Linked DNA regions of Mus musculus: all the other regions are linked to region 2. A link is a loop called in an ENCODE intact Hi-C map of the cell type or tissue named here. Cell type or tissue: left cerebral cortex. All regions are shown on one strand.

Region 1 (8,000 bases), 180 kb after region 2:
CAGGCTGATTGTGAACTCGTCTCTCTATCCTCCTGTCTCCACTTTCTGAGTACACAGATTACAGGCACCAACATCACACCTGGCTTAGTGTATGTTGTGCTCAGGAGTCCAACACAAGGCCTCATGCATTCTAGACAAGCACCCCACAACCCTTGTTCTGTTTGTTATAAGGTCCTCTAAATGCCAGTGTCCTTTTGAACTATATCTCTTACAATCTCTCCTAGCTCTGTGATGGATGGTTTGGGACCCAGATTCTGAGAGAGGTCATTTAGAGAGCTGCTTCTATCGGATTTCAGTGTGAGTCCATATCAAACATGTGGATAGGAAGTATCTGGATGAAGTAGCTCTTTTCCTGACATGTGTTTCATAGTCAGCAGACACTAATGAGTTTTTCTTTGACTTCCTTCAGCATACAGTGCTATTCATTACAGTTACAGAATATCACATATACTTTAAGTGAATGATTCCAGAAACAATGGTCAGAGCTGTTTTTCTAGAAAATGTTTATAACTATCTGTGAATGGTATGTCTTTGATAAGTGACCTCCATGCTTTGATTCCCTTGTTCTGAATCAAATGGTAGGTACATTGTGGAAACGGCTCTTTGACGTTAGAGTTTTTGAACACTAGGTTTTCCCAGTGATCCCTTCAGGGGGTGGGCACTTTGATTTCATAACCCCAAGACACCCTTTCTATGATTCTGTGCAGTCAAATAGGCCAATGAAGTGAAAACAACTCAGCCAATAACTGAAGGAATGATAGTTTGTATGGCTGAGAAGGCTAGTGGAGTCTGTCAGCAAGGATGAAAACACAGCACAGTTACTATGCCTGGTAACCAACTGACAGCAAAGCATCTGCTTTGCCATTAGTGAGATGAAACTAGCCCAAGCAGTGGAACCTGATTTGTATGAAGACATTGAGTGTCAGGTGGCCTTGATAGATGTCTTGGGCAAGTTAGCTTCAAATCATGGTAGGACCCTATTTTTCATATTGTCATAGCTGAAGATTTGGTTGATGTATTTAGCACAATGCATAGAATCAGTCAAATAAGTGTTATCTGTTAGTCATGACTAAGATCATTATAGTTACTAAGATATTGCTCTCCTTCTTCAGTCATGGGACAATGTGTGTTTTCTTCACTCTTGACAAGGTAGTTTTGGTTTGCCATTTGTTCCTGTTGAGAACGTGAGATACCAAATGCACGCATGACCTGGAACTCTGCCTTTTCTACACAGCTCTAGACATTCATCACCCTGTTGCTGAAACTGAGCTCCCGTTCATGAGTAGAACCCACCCGTGTGCACCAGATTCCAAGGGCGTAGTATATGGATTGCTGTTAACTCGGCCTCTCACACCCTTTCTCTAGTTGATATTCTAGAACCTCAGTCTGCACCTTGACCTTCATCCACAGCAGATAGCATGTTTGGCTTGGCCAATGGTTCCAGCTGCTCACGGGCTTTGTTTCACGATTTTCTGATTCTTTTGGCTGTGTCTCTCCTTAGGCAATGAGTGGTTGTTATTCATTTTCATGATGTTTCTTTCCTTGTTTCTTTTTTGTAGCTTTGTGAAATTTGATGTGTCTGATTTTTACTTAGCTTTTCCCCAAAGGCTGAACCCAGACCTTTAAACAATTACTGCTCATCCTCTGGTATCATTTTGCTGATGTTATTGTTTTGCCCAGACAGGGCCATATACAATACTTTAAAGTGCTGAACTTTTGAATTATTGGGGGGGGGGGAGATTTAACAGGTGTATGTGTTTTTAAATAATGGTCTAGGCTTCAAAAATTTATACATGCCATTTAATACCAAACAGCCATATATGACTTATGAATTATCTAAATAACTCTTTTTTCAATTGATTCATAAAAATAAAATAATAAGAGTCAGGTTTTGAATGAGTAGAACAAATCAAACCCATGTATGCCCCTATTGTTGAGGAAATGCTAAGGATATGTAACAATGGTTCACCCACATTTGGGATAATCCTTATTTGTCCTTTATGTAATGAGTTCTGTAATGGACTCATTGTGTGGTAGAGGATTGGTACACTGGTAGCTTCTTTCTTCATGACTTTGGAATCTGGAACCTGTTTTGTTGGTGGTGTTGTTTTCCTCTACCACTTCTCCTTTGACTTGTGCCTAGCTCCATGTCTCACTTTCCAAATGAGGTTGAATTCAATGTCATTCTGATTTGAGCTTTAGCTATTCTAGGAACATCGAGAGGGTCTGCTGAATAAATGGACTAACGTGTCATTTTTTGGTTGTTTTTAAAGGTTCATTTTACTAATTGTATGTGTGTGGTGGTTGTATGTATACGTGTGTGAGCTCATCTGTATGTATGTGACTGGAAGAGGTCGAAGGTGTTGTCTTCCTCAAATACTTTCTACCTACTTCTGTGATGGGTTTTCTTAGAGCTCACCTCATTTGACCAGGCAGCCTGGGTGGAGTGCCTGTCTTGGAGCCCTCAGATGTGGGTGCTGTGCTTTCAAAACCTCGGGTCTGATACTGACATGGCAGGCAGTTTACCCAGTGAGCCGTCTCCCCAGCCCTTATTAATAATATTTCGTGCATGTCACAAGGTAGATACTGTCATCCTCCATTGCACAGGGAAGTCATCACAGCTTAGAGAGGTGAGGTAGCTTTTCCAAGATTGCACACCTATAAACATCCAAGCTGAAATGAACCCCAAGCTAAATACCATCAAACCTGTGCTGTTTCTCCTATACCAGGCTTGCTCTGAGATTAGAACAAGCCTTATACAGCAAGAGAATTTGCTATTGATTCTCTGCTCCCAGGAACTTGGTCCCTGCTTTCTCAAACAGCTTTGCCAGCACGGCTGTCCAAGGTTAGGCAATTCAGAGTCCTTACAGTACAGCAGCCACCGCTCCAATCTACTTCATACTCCATGGTGGCTAAGAAGCTTGCAGAACTTACTGACAATAGCACACCCAAAGTAATTGTGTTTTCTGAAGCATAAAGAAGTAAATCAGAGTATACTCAAATGGAACAGATGGAAAGGGAGAAACATATTCCTCAATCTCTGATTCCCCTTGGCCGGTTACCATAATGTATCATTGCCTATAATGTATAGTCTTACCATTGTTTTGCATACTAGTGATCCAGGTCCCAAGTGGAGTTGAAAGGCTACCCGTATTTAGCTGTTCACTGCCTTTCTTTGCCTGTGTATCAATTTCTACAACTGCTTCCTCAGTTTCCCTAGCCTTGTTAGAAATGTTACAGGCCTTTGCCTAACCAATGGAGGATTGCCATCCAGTGGTACATATGGGGAATTGCATGGCTCCCAGAAAAAGAAAAAAATAGTTGCTTGTTTGTTCCCCTAGCCCCTTCCCCTTTCTAAAGGTCATGCCCATCCATTCCCCACTTCTGTCTTGGAGGTTAGTCTTTTCTTGTCATTAGGAGCAGAGCAGAAGTAAAGGAGGGAAATAGAAAACAATGTAGGGTTCCAGTCCCCAGCCTGGTTCTCGTCTCCCCTATCTCTGAGTGGTTTTCTGAGGGGGAAAATGCAGCTGCCCACCTTGGGGAAGATAGTTCCAAACTGATTACATATGCATTGTGTGTCTTAAAAGAGGCTAATGCAAGAGTAGCTCACTACACATTAGGTACAAACAGGTAAAAAAATGAACTTTACTAATAATTAATGAACTGTAAGTTAAATTTGACAATGGAAAATGTTTTTCCACGTGACAGTGCCTTAGAAATGTCAGAGTAAAACTTCCAGGGCTGAAGAGGAGTTTCGCTAAGTGCATACTTTCATGCATTATTAGCAAGAGCCACAAATTACTCAGTCGTTTTCGAGAGAATATTCAATAATGTGATGAAGAAAAGTAAAAATATGTATGTTCCTTGACCTTGCAGCTTTGCTAGCACACATTATCTCTTAGAAAAGCTCTTAGATACAGACACTTTTGTGCACTGAAGCATCCCTTAACAATAGAATCAAAGCACAAATTTGGAAAATTTCAATTGTGCAACCTAAGTTAAAGTATAATTATAGATTACCTTATTGCTTAGGTCTTTATCTAGAATCATGTTCTTAGGGAATACTTAAGGATTTAAAATTCTAGGGAAAGGATTGGTGTCTGTCTGTCTGTCGGTCTGCCTGCCCTCTGTGTGTGTGTGTGTGTGTGTGTGTGTGTGTGTGTGTGTGTGTGTGTTTGAAAATTCCTAGAAAAAGACCTGACCATATCTTTTTAAAAAAGGGGGTAAAATACATAGAAAATGGCTGAATTGATACATTATGTAAATAGCAATCACCTCTAAAATGGAGGATTCTTCGTGATTCTAATATTTCATTCTTTTCTACAGTCTCATTTTTCTATAATAAGTATGTAATATTTTTATATTTTAAGATAATTATTGCAGTGCTGGGGTTGTAACCAAGGGTCATCCCACCTATAACTTCACTTTCAATTTCATAGTCAGAAAAAAATGGTAGAAATTTTAAACTGGGCTAAAAAAATGCTAGAGAAACTTAAGTGACTGGTTGCCACCAATGGAAATATGAAAAACTTATATTCTGGAGTCACAAGTACCTCTAGTGTGGATTACATCACAGAAATTCAAATCTTCTCACTATCTTCCTGGCACACATGTTAAGACAACCTTTCTTAAATACTGTATTTAAGGAACTCACTGTCTTTGGCAACTAATTCTTCAGACATCCAACCATAATGATAAGCCTTCAAGAATCTACTAGTTTGTATTTATAGAGTTCCAATAAGACACTCTTGTTTCTCAAAATCCTGGATGGTCAAGTGCATTTGTCTGCTTTTTCCAGATGGTAATCTTGAGTTAACTTGACTTCCAATGGTAAAGGTCTTCATCTGTAGGAGAAGCACTTACTTACATAGTTGTAATCCAGGTTCCTTCATGGTCAGGCTGATGTTTGGACTGAGTAGCCTCTGTATCCAGGGTCTCATTTTAATTGACCTTATGCCAGCCTGCAGAAGTTCTAGTCCTTTCCTCTGGCACATTTAGATCTCTGGAAGACAGCCTCAGATGTAAGGTTGAGGCCGAGGCTGAGCAAATATGGCAATGGTTCTAGTAAGAATGAAGAATTTGATTATTTGATCCTCTGCACTGCAAATCCCACCAGCCTCCACTTGGAAACCTGCAACTGTATTTAGGAAACGTTGTTTTCATAAACTGCTGGTTGTTCAATAAGCCATAAAATAGCCAGTAGAAGATAGTTATTTGCTCTACAAAATCGTTTTTGTAACATGACTTTAATGTCAGAGCAGTTGCTGCATTTCTTTTAGTTTCCTAAGAGATGTGACACAGTAGATTAACTGTTGATATGAAAATGCAGAGTTTCCCTTAGAGCTGTCGGCAGTCTTGCTCAATTCTTTCCCCCATAGTTCTGCAGCCTACCTAGGGAACACATTTGGACATGTCCACTGCAAGGTCTAGTCCCAGAGCTATTTGGGTTTGTCAGCGTCAAGAGGAAGCAACAGGGAGGAAGATAATTTTGTCTGACCTTGGGAGGGTGTCTGTGAGTGAGGTAAAACAAGACAAGATTCAGTCCACTGAGGGTTGTCCTTGTCCAAAGATATGACCCCCGTTCTCCATCCCATCTCAGGCTCTGTAAAAAAGGCCAGGGCAGGCCTAGAGTTTTCAATCCTGGCTGAGGAAGCAAGAGAAAGCCACTGGAAAAGAAAGAAGACTGAGCCAGAAAGGACAGTTGGGGACTCACTCAAGAGACCATGTTCTGTGAAGGAAGGTTAGTAGGTAAAGGCTGCCAAGACTAACACAGAAACCTGCCCGGGCCTAGCTGCAAGGGCTAGGTGAGAGCACAGCCAATAGGTCTGAGGACACTGGGCTTTGCCTGGCACCTTCCCTGGTCAAGGGCACACCTACTTTCAGGAACGGATCTCTCAACTCAGCAGGAAGCTTGCATAGCCTTCCCATGCCTAATCTACTGGCTGCTGAAGCTGGCACTTGCCTGTCCTGAATTTGGGGCCTTCCCTCCAACTGACCCTGTGAAGATCAAACTATACTTTAGCCAGAGAAATGCCAAACAGCTGCGATTACCTCTTCTGTAGGCTTGACTCTTTTCCCAGCACTGACCAGAGGGATTCAGTTAAATGAGTCAGAAAAACAATCGGTGGATTCTATGATTGATGTTGGGGTGGTACATGTATTATGACAGATGGAATCAGCTTGAGAAAGGCTAGATTCCTACCCCAGTTCCAGACTCTCTCTCTCTCTCTCTCTCTCTCTCTCTCTCTCTCTCTCTCTCTCTCTCTCTCTCTCTCTCTCTCCCCCATGCTGCTAAAATGGTGGGGTAAGGGCTAACAGCTAAATGGTGTGGGGGGGGCATCACATGGAAAAAAAGTCACAAATAGAGTTTAATATATGCTTGCAACCACATAGTGGCTAAATGCTATCCAGCTTTCCCATTACCCTTAACATGGGCTAGTAAGTTCTCATAAGGGCAATAGATATTTCTTCCTGAGAGTGCCAAAAGTGCTCTCTAGCAGATATTAGGATATGTAAATATGAATTACTTACCATGAAAGGATTCTTGTTAGTTCTTTGAGATTTTCATTTAATCTAGTTTGACCATATTCACTTCCAGCTCCTCCTAGATTTGACAACCTCTTTCCCTACCCATCCGCATTTTTGTCTTCATTTTGCTATTTAAAAACTCAGCAAGTTCAATCTATGCCACCTATATTCTCCTTAATGTGACAGCATGCCCAAGATCTTTGTGTTTCATGCTAAACAAAACCCCAGCACAAAGAAGTGAAATGGACACAATGAATGGATTCTTATCATGAAAATATTTTCATCCTCAGTTATATAGCTAGAAAGAAAAATTACATTGCTTCCCTAGTGCTGACATCATCACTAAGGTGTTACTCTGTGTCTTTAAAAAGTGTTATTTCTCCTAGAGCTGTGTGGGAGTTTTGTTTCATCTTGTGTGAAATTTTATTTTTATGTGTATGCGTGTTTTGCCTTCATATGTACAGCATGCATTGTAGTGCCCCCAAAGACCAGAAGAGGTCATAGAATCCCCTGGAACTGGAGTTACCCATGGTTGTGAGCTGCCATGTGGTACTGGGAATAGAACTGGAGACGTCTAGAAATAGTTGGTGCTCTTAAATGCTGAGCTATTTCTTCAGCCTAGAGGGCTATGATTGCTATTTATTGAGGACTGTATATATAAGTTACGTCTTAGTTACTCAACATCTAACTTCAGTTCCTTTCACCCCACTTAATAAAACATTCAATTTATCACAAAGAAAGAAAGCAGTCTTAGGTGAATGTGTGGTACAGAATTACACATTAGAGCCTTTCATTCTGTGCTGACTTTGTTTGTATTCTTAGATCCTAACATATTCTCAATCTAAAATGTTTATAATTAGTTCCCCACACAGTATGGACTATTTGACCCTATGTAGCAGAACCTCCCCCTTTTAGGCCTCAGGATTGCCATACATAGGCAGAGAACATCAAATTAGCTGAGTTCTGGTACCATAAACTCACATCTTCTCTACCTTGCTTTCCCTGCCAATTAAGGACCCTTAGTCTCCAATTCAAACTGCTCCTTTTCAGTGATCCTCTCACCCCAAACTCAAATAACCCCAGAGTATATGAACTTCAATGTGGACAACATACTCAGAGTGAGCCTTGAGATAAGCTTCTTTCACGTCTGATGACCATTGCTAAGAAGGCTCCACACTCTTATTCCAGATTGTTTGCCTCTTTAGATCTGAGCAATGGAATGGACTGCAAAGGCCTGACTAACTGCATGGAGTCCTTGCCACAGGCTGCCTTTTGCCATTTGATATCTTATGAAAGTCTTTTCTTGTAACTACTGGACATTTAAATCTTCTTATTCCTGTTTTCCAAGAAGTTCTGTAACATATCTTGAATAGAGTGATTGTAAACCTAGGTAAAATCTGCTTTCTCTCTCCATAGCACTGTCTTTGGCATAACAGTAATGATTCTGGTCACGTACAAGCCTCCTTCCCTGG
Region 2 (8,000 bases):
TGTCGCTAATGCCACAGAATGCTATAGAATTTCATTTTGAGGACCAGGAATCCAAACTTTCTCCCACTGCCTGTGGCATTTTGGCTCTTGAAGCAGACAAGTAACTTTGGTCTTGGCATTATCAGATCAAAAAAAGTTCTCTTTGAATCTCATTAACCTTGCTGTCCTACACAAAGGGGACAAAAGAAGCCCAGCAAGGAAGTGGTTTCCCTGGCCTACTAGGTGTTCTTAGCATCCTAGTCAAGGTGTGCTCAGAAACTAGGGCAGAGAGAAAGACATCAGGATTAGCATATGAAAGCAGTCAAGTGACTGAAGGACCCTAACCTCTCCCCACCTGGGCTGTCTGTAACCAAGCAGAGCATCCCAGGGAAATGCAAGCAATCTGCAAGTGTGGGAGAAAGCAGCAGTGACCTAGAAAGGGTCATTGTGGGGAGATGGGATTTTTGAGCCTGGGATCTCACCCATTCTCAAGAGCACCATTGTCTTTCTTAATGGACTGCAACTATTTCTATCACAATCCACGCGTCCCTACTTCACTTCTTTGTTCTGTGACAAAAGAACCTGGCCATTTCAGTGGGTGCCCTCTGGATTCAGATTCATGCTTATAACAAAGGACTCTTGCCAGAGCCGCCTGTTGTCCTCTCAGTCTCAAGCACCCAGATGCAGGGCTTCTCACACTCCACTTACTATACAAGCCAGACTGACCTTTGTGCTCTCTGAATCATCAACCTTTTGTTGAAAATCATTGAAGGACAGTTCTGTGAAAAATACTGAAAACCTCACCACATTTTGGAATTAATCAGAGGCTCTGCTCAGACTGCAATGTCCTCCTTACCTTCCAAGTACTGAAACCTACATGCTTATACCTACTGCAACTAAAGTTCCTCCAAGGAGATAGAAAGCCAAAGACTTTACAATTCAGCCTGCTCTTTTGCACTTCACCTCCCATCTCAATATCTCTCTGGAAGAAACACTCTTGTGTGTCCAACCTGCAGTCTGCAGCCAGCTTGCTGAGAATAGCTGTGAATGTGGTCCAAGAAAAAATGATAAATTTGCTTAAAACATTATGAGCTAGATTCAGGGACTCAGGCTCTTTATCCCATCATTCAACAGGCAGAAGCAGCAGGATTTCTGTGAGTTCAAGTTCAATCTGGTCGACACAGCATGTTCTAAGTCTTCCAGGACTACATAGAATGTATCTCAAAGCAACCAACATTTTGAGATTTATTTTTTGCTATCAGTATTTTATTATTTAGAGGTGTGTGTGTGTGTGTGTGTGTGTGTGTGTGTGTGTGTGTGCACACGCATGCACGAGAGCATTTCTGTTCCTGTGGAGGTCAGATGGCAACTTGAGATAATTGGTTCTCTCCTTTCACCATGTGGGTCTAAGGGATTGAACTCAGATAGTCAGGCTTGGCAGCAGGTGCTGAACCATCTGCTGGCCCCCATGATTTTTTTTTTTTTTTTTTGTCTCACAAACATGAAGGGGGGAGGGTCAAGAAATGGTGTGTATATGGAAGTCTACTTCACTGAGCTGTTGTATATATTCACATTAATAATGTGTTAGCAGAGTACTGTATCTCAGAAACTGCAGTTTTCTTCCTTTGGCTCTGCAGAGATAAACCTGACTAACCCTTTCCCTATTTGCCTGTGTGTGTGTGTGTGTGTGTGTGTGTGTGTGTGTGTGTGTGTTTACATCTCTGCACAGGTTTCTTTTTTGGGAAAATCCTGGTTTTCCCTGGTGCTGCTCACCACCTTCATCTACCTTCAACCCAAGGTAATTTCCTTTCCCATATTCCAATCCCATTAATCCTTCTTAAATAGAAATTCCATAATTAGTACCTGTGGGCTTGAATGTGTGAACCACCAGTTTCACAAAGTATTTTCTTAAGGATCTACTGAATGCCATTATAATGCTGATAACGTGACTGGAGGAACCTTCTATGTGCTGTCCTTGAGGAGGATAGCTACCTACTGTGTCAACCAAAGAGGCCACTGTGTGGGTGGCCATGGAAATGGTGATCCCTGTTGCTTCAGGGCTTACATCCTTACCTGCCCCCAGCGGGGAGTAGGGCCTATTCCACAGACTCAGGGGAGCTTTCTGGGGAGCCAAGGTCTATTTTGTGTACTGCAGCATCCAGTTCCTTTGTACAACTTTGCTCCTAGAGATCAGGGCCAGAGATGCAGGGATGCCATGAATGGAGTATTTCCAAAAGATTGTGTTGACACCTAGTATTGACACCTGCAGCAGCTAGACAAAGAATCCTTTAGTGTCCCTGTAGATTCCCTGGGGCATGGGTAAGTACAGCTAGGACTGGGGATTCTGAGTAGAAGGGCTAGGTGACAGTTAAAAAAAAATGGCCTGACAAGAACCCTTCTTTAACTAGCCTCACACTCATTTGGTACACCTAGGCAAGAAGCATTGCAGATAAACATCACCTAGTATTTTGAGTTGCCTAAAGGTTTCTACATTTTATCCTCACACTAGCCTAATTGGTTAAAATGGAGGCATTACTATTAGTCTTATGTGACAGAAGAGGAAATTGAGCCTCAGGAAGGGCAAATTATTTTGCCATAGTTTCTGTAAGCAAGTGGAATAATCCCAAGGGCTCCTGAATCAGGCTTTGCATGCTGCTCCACTGTGCAAGGGAGATAATGTTCTGGAGAGAAACACCCCTATACTAGCTAGCACTCAGCTTACAGCATCCTTTTCCAGTGGCCACCACCACCGGTGCTACTACTTTGAAACATTGCTGCTAACCCACACATCTTGTGCATCAGTTAGGCTGGGAGTGCATGTTCAGTAATGGAAACTCCAGTGTCTTCATGCACTGCACATTCCCCCATTCATTAGCTAGGAAATGTCTGCGACCCAGCTTGCCAGGGGCCTTGTTCTGAAGGAATATCCCTTCTTAAATCTCTGCAGCCCTGTTTTCCCAGATGAAAAGAGCCCTTGGACAACTGGGCTTGATAATAAACCCATACATATTTATTTAGAGACATGTTCTAATTATGAAAAAACTAAAAGGTTGGATCGTGCTTGGTTTTCTGAGAATAAATCCCGGTTCTGTGCTGTGTGACCTTGGGTGCATATCTAATTCTCTCTGGGCTTCAGATTCTTCATATGCCACAACACCTTGAGCAAGATGGTCTGACTCTGATGTGGTGTGTAGTTAGACATCCATCCATTCAATCAACGGTAGTGAGTGAGTGAAATCTTTCTGAGGGCGGTGGGCTTGGTGCATGAGATTCATAAGGGGACAGGAATTAGAGTGAGAGTGCTTTGAAAATGCTCAAAAATCCCCCGTGTAAGGTTTTTTAGTCATGCTTTATTGCCATGCTGACTTACCTTTTCAGAAAATACCCCCCTCTTCCGTTGCAGAATGGAAATTGGCAAAGAGAGAGGGAAAGGGTCCAATTTGCGCCTTTGCTATTTTAAGGGAGGCTGAAATTATGAGCCAAAGTGGAGTGATGCGCTCTCTGGAGTGACCTCCGTTCTCCAACACAGGAGAAAACCCAGGTCTTTTGCTTGTGAAGTGGCTGGGGCTCTTGGGCGCGAGGCATTATTATATAAATTCAGGCTCGCTCCTGATCCTTAGTACCCTGAGTTGCCTGAAGGGGGGAATGGCACTGCCTGCGTTTGCAGCCCGGGCGCTCGGGCCGCCACTGCAACCGGAGCAAGGAGCGCCCGCCCGCACCACCTGTCCCCGCCGGCATTCCAGAGTAGAGGCCGAATTGGCAGCAAGCCGGCCCGGGTCTGTTGCCGCCTCAGTCCGCGCCGGCCCTCCTAGGGGTGTGTCTCTCGGATTCAACTCCCCGCCGCTCCAGGACAAGCCCCCAAAGGCATTTTCTTCCTTGGCGGGAGCCTTGCGCGCCCCGCTCTTCGCGCTGCTGCCTCGAGGCCGCCGCAGGCGGATGCACGACCTCAGGCGACGCTGGGACCTGGGCTCCCTCTGCCGGGCCCTGCTCACTCGGGGCCTGGCAGCCGTGGGCCACTCGCTCAAGCACGTGCTCAGTGCGATCTTCTCCAAGATTTTCGGTCCCTTGGCCAGGTACGTGGTGAGCGAACGTGGGGCTTTCGCTCCGGGTCCAGGGTGAGCCCGGGCGGCGGGAGGAGGGAAGGCAGTTGGGAGCGAGGGCAAGGCTCAAAGTTCCAGGGTGCCGGTGGTGGCGGGGCTGGGGGACTCGAGACGGGTTGAGCGCGCAACTGACCGCTGTTCCGCGGGAAAGGGCTGCGCTGCCTCTGCTTGCAAAGTCAGGCAGCCCGCGGGCTCCTTCCTTCTCCCCCTGGGGAACCCCGAAGCCCCAGCTCACTTCTAGAGGCCACCCGGTGAGCAACGGGACGCGCGCCAAGGGAGCCCGGGTTTAGGGTCAGCAGCTCGCGCACAAGGAGGGAAATGGGGTCCGGGGCCCCAGAGAGTCCCGCGGGCCAACGGGATGGGGATGGGAGCTCGAGAGAGGAGAGCGGGAAGCACCCAGCGCCTGAAGAGGGGTGGCGTGAGTTAGGGAGTAGAGAGACCAGGACCGGAGGGATCCTGCGGCCGCGGAGTGGGTCGGGGTTTTTCCGCGGGGGAGGGGGCCAACGGCCAGCGGGATGGAGTCGGGGTGAGGGGGGGTGTGCGGCAGAAGCCACAGCGCTGAGCCTGCCGGGAAGGAAGGAAGCGGGGAAGGGCGCCGCCGCCGCCGTGGTGGAGTACTCGGTACGGACGGGAGGGGAAAGGGGCGCAACGGTGGCGCCACGGGGAGGGGGCGGTGCGGGAGCGAGGCGAGCACGGGCCAAGCTGCGGGATTGACGTAACGAGCTTGGGTTTCCCCCAGCGTCGGGAACATGGATGAGAAATCTAACAAGCTGCTGCTGGCTTTGGTGATGCTCTTCCTATTTGCGGTGATCGTCCTCCAATACGTGTGCCCCGGCACAGAATGCCAGCTCCTCCGCCTGCAGGCGTTCAGCTCCCCGGTGCCGGATCCGTACCGCTCGGAGGATGAGAGTTCGGCCAGGTTTGTACCCCGCTACAATTTCAGCCGCGGCGATCTCCTGCGCAAGGTAGACTTCGACATCAAGGGCGATGACCTGATCGTGTTCCTGCACATCCAGAAGACTGGGGGCACCACTTTTGGCCGTCACCTGGTGCGCAACATCCAGCTGGAGCAGCCATGTGAGTGCCGCGTGGGGCAGAAGAAATGCACTTGCCACCGGCCGGGTAAGAGGGAGACCTGGCTCTTCTCCAGGTTCTCCACCGGCTGGAGCTGCGGGCTGCATGCCGACTGGACCGAGCTCACCAGCTGCGTGCCGGCGGTGGTGGATGGCAAGCGCGACGCCAGGCTGAGACCTTCCAGGTGAGTCTCAGTGAGTCCCTTAAGGGTGGTCACGGACCTGGGCCACAGTGAACCAGGGGCGGGAAAGGCTGTTTCTGTAGTTGCTGTGGGTCCCCGTGTACACCTTGGCGCCCAGTCCCTGCTGGGTAGACACTAGAGCCTATCTTAGTTGCTCTGTCAGGAAGCATCTGGGCTGCAGCCCAGGACAGCCGGTCTGCCCATCAGAAGGTTAGCCTGCTTGCTGAGTGAGTGTGGGGAAAGCGGCCTGGCTGCCTGGAAAGTCGCCCAGCAGCCGCAAGGACTGGACACTACACTCTGAGCACTAGAAAGTCCTAAAGAACCGTGCTCTGCATGCAGATTCTCAGGCCCATCCTCCTTATCCTCTCCTCCCTTCTGCACCTGGTCCCAAAGACCAGGCTTGTTCTCCTTCCATTCCCGTCCAGCATTCCCCCTCCCCTCCCTTTTAGTTTCTGGCTTTCTCTAGTGGGAAATTCTCTGCCCATCTTGTCTGCTGTTGGTTACTTCTTCCTTCCTTTTTCCTGGTCTTTCTCTTTCTATCTGCTGTTCCCCTTTCCCCTTTTCTTCTCTCTCTCTTTCTCACCTTTCTCTTTCTTCTTTCCCTGACTTCTATCACCTCCCTACCTCCAGGCCCCACTTTTCTCTGGAGAGCAGATGTCATTCTGCCACTGTTTGGGGACGCTCAGGGAGAGCTCCTGGCTCTCATCTTGTGCCCCTTACCGTTGCCCACACTTGAAGTGTCCATCATACTTTTCGAATATAAGGACGCACTTGGCCTGCTCGGTGACCAGGAAAGTAGCTCTGGACCCTGCATAGGGCTCAGGAGTCATAGGAGTGCTAGGAGCTTGTTCTGAGGCTCAGAAATCCAGGAGCCTCAGCATCCATGGTCAGCTCAGGTTCTTGCCAACAGGGAATGAATGAAATAGAAAAAACTGGTTTGTGGATAATCTGTAGCCAGTGAGGAGGCATTTTCTTCGGTTTAGCTGTTATGGCAGTTCCTGGAGGTCATGGGGTACTGTGAAGTGGACAAAAGGAGCTGCTTTGGAGTGAAATCAATCCAGCCAGAGCTATTGTTTTGCAGAGCCCTTGAAAACAAATCTGGACCAGGGCAGGGAGTCTAGCTGAGTTACTTGCAGGGAGTGAAATTGGGGTCTTCTGGTGAGCAATCACCATAGTGTCTTGCTCTGTCCATTTTGGTGACTTCTTGGGCTCTCAAAGGTTCTGCTGCCACTGCTGCTTTTGTTCACTTGGACCCCTCCTGCCTTACACAGCCTATGCTCACCTCACTTCCTAGCTGAAGTGATGTTTTACAGGTAGCTGTAAAGGATGAACTGTAGGTACGATGATTTCTTCTATCTAGCTTTAGCAAAGGGAGCCCCTGGTTTTCTGGTCACACCAGTTTACAGTGGCCTTTCTCAAAGGCCGGAGTCCTGGCTGAATCCTTTGAACTTTCATTTTTCTTTCTACACTAACAGGTTTGTTTTCCTATCACAAGAGATCCTTGGCCACAGACAGAAAGGCTGAGTGTCAGTTCATGGCAAGAATTGGGTTAAGTCGTCACAACAGCATTGTGCTGTTTAAGAAAGTCCCCTTCAGATCTGGCAGTACTGTAAATGATCTCTTATGCTAGCTAGCTTGTAGGTGTACTGAAGAATTGTGATCACAAACAATGTTTAGGGCGAAAGTAGACTTCCACACCTACAACAGTGGGGGTAGTGGTGGTGGAGATTAGAAGTCTTAACTGCTGTCGAAGCCATAGCTGTGTCTAGCATTGTATATGACATGTGTGCCTATACCAGTTCCTTTGAACATGTAGGTCAGGGTGTGATATCTGCAAATAGACTCTTAATGTGGTCTGAATTATCTATTCAGTTGAAGCAAAATTGTTTGTAATACAATATAGTTTTCTCAGGCATTAAAAGGGTGATATCATAGTGCCATCTAGTCTAATCAAAGAAGAACCACGTTTGGAAAAGTCAGTTGATTGTACGGTATTTATGAAAATGAAATAAAATTTCCTAGAGAAATACAATATCACCTCTTTATTAGTTCACTCCTTTCTGCCTATCTCCAGAATTATCAGTGATTGCCTAAAGGATCCAGACTTTTCCAGGCTATTGAGAGATCCCTGCTTGCAGGATGACAGTACTGACAACGTGTATGCATCATGTGTGCTTGTACATGGGAGATGAAAATTTAGTAGTCGACGCAACTGCACAGCTAGCGGTTTGTAGACATACTCGTCTCAGGACTACAGAATAAACCTCTAAATCCCTAGTAGTGCAGTCTATGTGGAGAGAACATTCTATTTTGTAATGAGTTTTCATAGTGTCTTGTTATTCCTCCGGGAATGTGTACTATCTTTTGGAGAATGGCAGACAGGACAAGAATATTCCCTTTTTATCAGAAGACAATGAGTGACATGCAAAGAGGCTGAATGACGTTTCCAAGGTCATTGAGGTCTTTAGTGACACAGCAGAAATCTGACTCCATTTCTGTCTGGCTCCTTCGTCTTTGGTATAGTGACTCTACCTTGATGAGTAGTTTTACCCAAACACAATGAGGTATTTCCTACTAGTGATGATAAATGTTAGTGGGAATTGTTCTCACCTCCATTATTACTGTTATCAGCCATTTTACACTTGTAGCTTTAGAGGAATGGCTGG
Region 3 (8,000 bases), 75 kb after region 2:
ATTTATTATGTGTGAATCCGTGTGTGTTGTGCATGCATGCCATGACACGTGCATGGAGATCAGAGGACAACCTATAAATTTCGTTTTCTTCCACACTCAATTACATTCTAAGGATAAGACTCATGCCATCAGCCTTGGTGGAAGGTAACTTTATACATTCTGATGTCTTACTGGCCCTGGATAGAGGAGTGTGTGTGTGTGTGTGCGTACACGTGTGTAAGACAGACAGACAGAGAGAGAGAGAGAGAGAGAGAGAGAGAGAGAGAGAGAGAGAGAGAGAGAGAGAGAATGTGTGTATGTGATGTGTTTAATGATATTTCCCTTTTCTATTCCCAGTTTCAGCTTGCCTTGTACCCTAAGGAAAACGTTTCCAATAGCAATAAAACTCTGTTGTGAGTTCTACTTATTGATTCAGATCCTTCCATCTTATGGGACCAGTTCTAGGAAAAATGTACCTGCTTATTTATTTAAAAGAACACAGACAATCCTCCTGGTCTAAGCGCAAGTGCTGGGAAAGTGCTCTCTCTGATCTAGGGCAAGTTTGAAGTTTCAGTGATACCAAAAGGCCTCTCAGAGGGCAGTGTGCATAGCCCTTGGCTGCCTGAGAAAGAAGCACTCTTAGATGCATAGCTACTCTTAGGAGAGTTGTAGAAGAATGGAAAATGCACAAAGACAATATCTTACAACTCTGAAACTTTGACTTTTGTCTCACAGCGGTCTGCATTAAGAACTATTTACAATTTTACTTTTGTGCCAGCCAGTACTACTCCAAGCTCTCGTTTCTGACCATTGAGAAGACTGATGCTCCTGAGTCTTTTAAAACGTTTTGAGGGGTAACTCAGTGGGAACATGGATACATACCACTTCTCTTCTTAACCCAGTCCTTTGCTTGATTAATTGATGCATTAGAGTCATGTTGTTAGAGTCATTCATTTACTCATTCATTTCCTACTATAGTCAAGAATCATACTTTAAAACTAAGTCTGTGTTGCTATTCAGTGATTAAAAAAATTACCCAGACCCACTAAATTGCAACTTTCTTAAAAGTAGGGAAGTACATATTTCATTTATGTGTATATACTGCTGAGAGTATAGTTTCCATAAGTATGAATGAATGCTTGAGGCAAATGCAATTTAATCAAGCTTGCCACAGAGGCATCTATTTCTCAAGCCAGATGTTGGTATTTTAATATCTTTTCATAACCGGAGGTCTGAGGGCATGGGGAAATAGCTGTGAATGAGAACTCTGGAATAACACAATATTAAAATAGATGCATGAGTGAGGACCCAAATCTTCCCATTGTCAGGCTCGCAAAATAAGGTTTGCTTCTTGTTCTTCCTGGGAGAGATGCTGAGTGGGAATGGAAAGAAGCAGCTCATCTCCAGCAGACAGAGGAGACTGGTCCTGAGCAACCAGCCCTAGCTCTTGGCTTTTGTACAGCAGGAAGACTGTAAAACACAGATTAGTACCTCACATACACTTGTCACCAGACACCTCATTAAAAAAAATTCACATACAGTGTTTCAGTGTTTAACAGTATCCAAGCTTCTGCTTTCTTTCTGTTTCTTTTCCCCCCCTCTCTCTGTGTTTGTCTCTCTCTGTGTATCTCTGATTCTGTTTATTTCTCTGTCTCTCTGTCTCTGTCCTTTATCTGTGTCTCTCTCCCTATCTCTGTGTCTCTGTCTCTCTCTCTCTCTCTCTCTCTCTTTCTCTAACCTTTTTTGCCTCCTAATGTGTTTTATTGGCCTAGTGCAGGACTGAGAGATTACAGAGGGAATGAACAAGGTTGAAAATGTCTGGACATTCACATGACTTAGCTATGGAACTCTGCCGTCTAGTTCTTTGTCTTCATTCCTAAGGACTCGAAGAAGGAATCTGTACATCTACAGATAATTTTGAGCCCCTGGTTCTCCATCATTTACCTCCCCTGTGTTGGGCTTATAGGTGTGAGCCACCACCCCCAATGTATATAGTTTTGCAAATTGAACTCAGAGCTTTGTGCCTACTAAGGTACTCTATTGACTAAGTCACATCCTCAGTCACAAGTTTCTTGCTGTGTAGCACAAATATGATTCTTTGATGTAGATCATTTGGCTTTTTACTAGTAACTACTTCAGTACTCACTTTAAAAACTTGTACTTTGGGCTGGAGAGATAGCTCACTGCCTGCTTTTCCAGAGGTCCTGAGTTCAATTCCCAGCAACTACACGGTGGCTCACAACCATCTGTAATGGGATCTGATGCCTTCTTCTGGTGTGTCTGAAGAGTGCAAAGGTGTACTCATGTATATTAAATAAATAAATAATTCTTTAGAAATAGATTTGGAGGATATTAGATAAATAAGTAAGGAAGAAGTGGATGATAATTAGGCTCATGAAACATCTCAAGCTAGATATCCAGTAGTTAGTGGAAAAGAAGGTGAACAGACAATTCACACAAGAGCTAAGACTAATGAATACGTGTATGGAGAACAGACGCTTTCTAAAGCCTACAAATTAAGTGCTGATAGGAGAATATCTTGTACCATTTGAATCAGCCAGTTTTAAAGAAATTTTTAATCATCCGTGTTGGAGACAAATGGTCAAGCTAGCAGATTCCTATGATGCTCATGGCAGCTGGAACTGCTCTGATTTAGAAGCAAATCTGAAGCCACCAGGAATCAATATACTAATTCCTCCTGAAACTATCCCCTATGTAAACAATCCTATGGAAAAATGCACTGCCTTCACTGGAGTTTTTAAATATAGAAACAGCTATACATTGAACATATGATGATCTTAATATATAATGTGATCCTACAAAAGGAAAGAAAATGAAACTAAATACCAAGTCATGGGTAGTGAGTGTGTTTAAATCCATAGTCACACACCCCCAACAACACTTTCTGCAGTATATTAGATCTCTGTTAAATTGATAATTATGAACACTGTGAAGGCCTAGAAAATGTTTATCATGGTAAATGAAATATAACAAGGTACAGATTTGTATCCAGGCTGAAATTTCAAACTTGTCAAAAGACACACACACACACGCACACACACACACACACACACACACACACACACACACACACACACACGAGTCTAGATAGAGAGGGAACTCCGAAAAGTGAAAACATCTGGTATATTAGCATCTTGGGATTTCTTTTATTTACCTTGGTCCTGTTTTCTGAAAGAGACAAAATAGAAATGAAAACATAGACAAGCAGTCACGGAAATAGGCTTCATTCATACAGCATCATTTCTTATTGGAAGCTTCCCCCCCCACCACCACCCCATTTCTCCTTTTCAGACATCTATTTCTCATTTTGATGAGCAGCCTGTGATTAAAAAGATCCAGTCTTCAGTGGAACATAATCAGCACAAGAGAGTACTGCTTTCTGTGAGGAGATATATTCTGGGATGGTTGGCAGAAGAAAGGATGTATAAAGAATGTGTGGGCAGATTTCACAAAGGTGGTGGGATTGAAAGAGGAGGCCATCTGGTAGAATGGGTTGTGGAAAATTAAACTGCATATTATGAACATGGAATACCAGAAGAAAATCCAAATGCGCTGGACTTGGAAAATGACCAACTGAGGCACTATAAAACAAATCAGCTACAGACTGACAATATGTCGCTCATGAGCTCAGATAGTCCCATTACCAAGGAGAACATCTTTTCAGCCGAAATTTGCAGACCACGTTGAACGTGGATTTCCCTTAGGGAGCAAAACCAGCTATCCATATCCTTCCACACCACACACATATGCTCTGGGACAGCTGCTATTTTCAATGACTATGGTAAATTCAGAATGAATTGAGAGGCATTGGGTTTGCCATCAGCTTGTATTCATGAATGGACTCTGACATCCAAAACAGGCAGCCAGAGTTGTAAGAATTGCTTCCCGATAGCAGCTACCTTTCTCTTCCTTTTTAAAAAACGAACTCCCAGGTGTCCTGAGGTATTTCATATTGGTAGTTATTGCCACTTCTTGATTCTTCATTGAATAGCCTCTAAATCTCCCTTCCTTTCTTTCCTTCTCTTTGCCTGCCCTTTTCTTTAGTTACCTAAGCAGTTCACATTGTTAATAGAGCTGGCATCCCGGGAGTTCTTCACAGTTTCATTTCACTGTCATTTCCTCATACTGTTCCTCCTATCCTCCATTTCTTCTTTGTTCTTACTGGGGGCTCTTTTATGTTGCTGAGTGTCTTATGTGTGGAGATAGCAGTGATGTTGATAAATTTGTCATGATTCTGGCTCTTTCAGGTCCCCAAGTCTCTTATACATACATGGTGATGTTGGGTCTTCCCACACATCTATCATGTTTTATTAGGATGCATTAAAGTGTTGGGAAGTTTTTTATGATCCTGATCTCTATGTAGCATTTGTGTCTCAAGTGTACTTTCTGTGACAGTGCAGTTCTGCTGTGTGGCTTTGGGGTGGTTTGGTCTGCTTTCTAAGGAAATAGATATTTACATGTGGTGGTTTGATTAAAAAGAGTGATGTTGTACATCTGCTACATATGTGCAGGGTCGTAGATGCATCTTGTGTATGCTCTTTGATTGGTGCCTCAGTCTCTGTGAGTCCCCAGGGTCCAGGCTAGTTGACTCTGTTGGGCTTCCTGTGGAGTTCTGAACCTCCTCTACCAGGGTCCTTCAGTCCTTCTCTCAATTCTTCCACGAGACTTCCTAAGTTCTGTCTAATATTTGGACTGCCTTATTAGGCCTCAGTAGGAGAGGATATGCCTAGTTCTGCAGTGACTTGAGGTGCCAGGGTGGGTTAGTAACCAGGGCGAGCCTCCTTCTCAGAGGAGAAGGTGATGAGAGATGGGAGGAGGGGATGTATGAGTGTGGGACGGGGAGGAGGGACTGCAATCAAACTGTGAAGTTAGTAAATAAATTAATGGAGAAAAAAGACCGAAGCTGAAGCTGTATATGCATATGTATGTGGACTGGCTCTGTGGAGAGACTTAGGTATTTCTTACATGATTGAATGAAACAAATGTAACCAGGCAGTGGACTGGCAATCTATGAAAGGAAGTGGCATTTAATATAGCAGGTCAAAGATAGAATAGGCTATTTCCAAGATGAACATACACGGGTGTGAAGGTTATACACTCTGTAAAGGCACCTGACAGAGGAAAAGAGGAGGAGCTGAAGTACATTCTGTTTTGGAATTGGTCCATGCTATCCTGGAGGAAGGGATGCCTGGGATGCTACTTTTCAGTGGTTCCTATAAAGACCACCACGTGTACCATGGTTAGCCATAGCTATTCCAGGAGAGAAGGGCCTCTTATCAAGTGAATTGCTACAGGCCAAGGAAGAGAAAAGCTGAGCTCAGGATTAGTTCCTCTCCATCATCTCTACACTCCTGGGTGTAGTTCCTCTCATACCCCTGAAAATCCAATGCACATGTTTTTGTGCATGTGTGAATGGTGTGTGTGTGTGTGTGTGTGTGTGTGTCTGTGTCTGTGTCTGTGTCTGTGTGTGTGTGTGTGTGTTTGGAGGGCAGAAGTCAACGTTGCATGTAGTTTCTCAGGAAATGCCCACCTTATTGGTTTGAGACAATAGCTCTCACTGGAATGGTGCTTGCCAATAAGCTATGCTGTCAAGCCAGTGACTCACTGAGGTCTAGTCCGTTCTTACTTAGGGATGCTGGGATTGCAAATGGTGCAGCATGCTCTGCTTCTTTATGTGGTTTTTGAGAATCACACTTAGGTTCTCATGGTTACAAGGCAAGAGCTTTAATGACTGGACTGTCTCCCCAAATCCTAAGGTTTCTTAACATTTGTGTGGGAATCCTGCATCTTTTCTATTATATGCTAGCACCACACATACCAGCACTATCAATTTCTTGAACATAGATAACCTTGTGGGTAGTGCAGAGTCATTTTCTCATTTTTTAGATGATTTTTCTTAAATGGTGATCAGCTTCCCATCATGGCTTGTCACTGAGGAGATAGTGCAAACTGGAAGCAGTATAAAAATCATGAATGAATATTCATCAGCATTATAAACAGTGACACTGTTACACTAGGAAATCACGGGCTTAGGATTCCAGCCACATTATTGTCTTCACGAGCCATAACTACTTCTCATTTCACCATCAAAAATTCTCTGTCTTCTGCACTTCATTGTGATGTCCTTCTTTATTAAACACCTTTCAAGGTTGACATTCACATCACTGGTTTGGCTTGATTCAAGGTCTGACATTTGGTTGTGAGTCACCTTTTTATATGCACTCTATGTTTCCCTTGAATAGATTGTAAGATCCTGGGGCCAGGTGCCGTGCCATAGTTTTCCCCCTTAGAATTCCACACAGGGTGTCACATACATATTTTAATATTAAATTGCTTTGTTCTTCCTTCTTCTCCATCCTTTCTTCCTTCATTAAATATTGTTTGAGCCTCCATCATGTTTAAGTCTCCATTCTAAGTTCCAAACCAGACAAAGTTTGTTGTCTTCATGAGTCTTTCTTTCTATTCATGTCAAGATCAGCCACTTAGTGACTATGTGTGACCTCAAGCATTCTGCCTTCTTTAAGGGAGGTAAATGTGGCCTCCAGTGTACACAGAAGGTTTCATAAATATTCCCATCTTTCTTTCCCATTATTTTTCCTTAATCACCCATACGTTCATGATAGTCTATTTCCCCCAAATTCCAAATATTTACCATTATACAGAAAATAACAATGTCCTTTTGGCTATAGGTCAATTTTTGGTATCTTCATGCTCACATTGTCCAGAGCAATGTTTTTCCTTATTTGACTTAAGGATTTAATTAGGCTAAAGACAGTGCCTATTTTAGTTCTACTTTGAGTGCCCGGCTCACAGTGAAACTTTATTCAGTTTCTCAAGTATGACTAGAGAATTTTCCTCTCCTACCATTGCAGCCTGCTTTTGTTTACTTCCTTTAGACCTCTGTCCTGAGAGCAGCTCCCAGAGTTACAGCCTTGGCTTCTTGAGCTGAAGGAGATTGCCTGTTTAACCATGATGGATCCTCACAAGGAAATTGGCTCTCTTTTTTTTTTCTCCTCTAATTTTATTTATTTAAATCTTGACTGCTTATAGTAAATATTCTCTCCAAGATAATTTCATTTCCAAACAATTTGGTAAGTGATTTAACGTAGCCTGAGTGTTTATTTGGGAGATATCGTTTTTCTTTTATAATGACTTCCCAACAATAGCTCTAGTGAACTGCTTTTGCATTCTATCTATCTATCTATCTATCTATCTATCTATCTATCTATCTATCTATCTATCTATCTATCTTTTATATCTATCTTCTATCTATCTATCTATCTATCTATCTATCTATCATCTGTATCTTCTATCTATCTATCTATCTATCTATCTATCTATCTATCTATCATCTATCTATCTTACCTGATTACTGGCAGGGTGCTAGTTAGCTTTCCTGTAGGTATATTAGCTTAGTAATAGTAATTAGCCTTTGAGAGAAGCTTCTTTATTGGCAGTAGCACCTGATCCTTATTTTTCAAAAGTGTAACTTTAAACAAATGCAATGAGTTGTCTGAGAAACACCTAAATTAATGTTCAATATCTTTAGACATCAGGGAAATGCAAATCAAAATGACCCTGAGATTCAACTTCATACCAAATAGAATGGCTAAGAACAAAAACACAGGTGACAGCAGATGCTGGTGAGGGTGTGGAGAAAGAACACTCCTCCATTGCTGGTAGGATTGCAAGCTGGTAAAACCACTTTGGAAATCAGTTTGGCAGTTCCTCAGAAAATTGGAAATAGTTCTGTCTGAAGACCCAGCTATACCACTACTGGGCATCTACCCCAAATATGTTCCAATATGTAACAAGGACACATGCTCCACCATGATTATAGCAGACTTATTTATAAAAACCAGAAGCTGGAAATAACCCATATGACCCTCAACAGAAGAATGGATACAGTAAATGTGGTATATATACACAATGGAGTACTACTCAGCTATGAAAAAAAATGACTTCATGAAATTAGCAGGCAAATGGATGGAACTAGAAAG

Evidence for each region. Hi-C counts contacts between places; a loop is a spot of excess contacts. Peaks named below come from ENCODE experiments on the same cell type or tissue, not always from the same donor. Only the 100,000 strongest peaks of a DNase experiment are listed, where the experiment ranks them.
Region 1: a loop joins it to region 2, with 4 times the contacts of the local background. A loop is called at or near these places in 8 of 42 quality-filtered maps.
Region 3: it touches region 2 in a loop (3-fold over the local background); 2 of 42 quality-filtered maps call a loop at or near these places.

What each region holds. Positions count from the first base shown.
Region 1 is chrX:51,493,315-51,501,314 of GRCm38, reverse strand. All of the region lies in intron 2 of Hs6st2 (heparan sulfate 6-O-sulfotransferase 2), which reads left to right. Among named protein-coding and RNA genes, the nearest start is that of Hs6st2, 180 kb to the left of the region's middle. In left cerebral cortex, a CTCF peak has its summit at 3,282; a DNase peak (open chromatin) is centred at 3,165.
Region 2 is chrX:51,677,227-51,685,226 of GRCm38, reverse strand. Hs6st2 (heparan sulfate 6-O-sulfotransferase 2) reads left to right here and starts at 3,625. Exons shown (of 5, transcript NM_001077202.2): 1 at 3,625-4,052; 2 at 4,819-5,337. The coding sequence starts at 3,625. Gm35727 (a long non-coding RNA gene) reads right to left here and starts at 3,470. Exons shown (of 3, transcript XR_391681.3): 1 at 3,350-3,470. In left cerebral cortex, CTCF peaks have their summits at 3,636 and 4,718; DNase peaks (open chromatin) are centred at 4,800, 5,137, 5,469, 6,345 and 2 more places; H3K4me3 peaks cover 2,786 bases; H3K27ac peaks cover 408 bases.
Region 3 is chrX:51,602,134-51,610,133 of GRCm38, reverse strand. All of the region lies in intron 2 of Hs6st2 (heparan sulfate 6-O-sulfotransferase 2), which reads left to right. Among named protein-coding and RNA genes, the nearest start is that of Hs6st2, 75 kb to the left of the region's middle. In left cerebral cortex, no CTCF peak of the experiment used is centred here; a DNase peak (open chromatin) is centred at 3,556.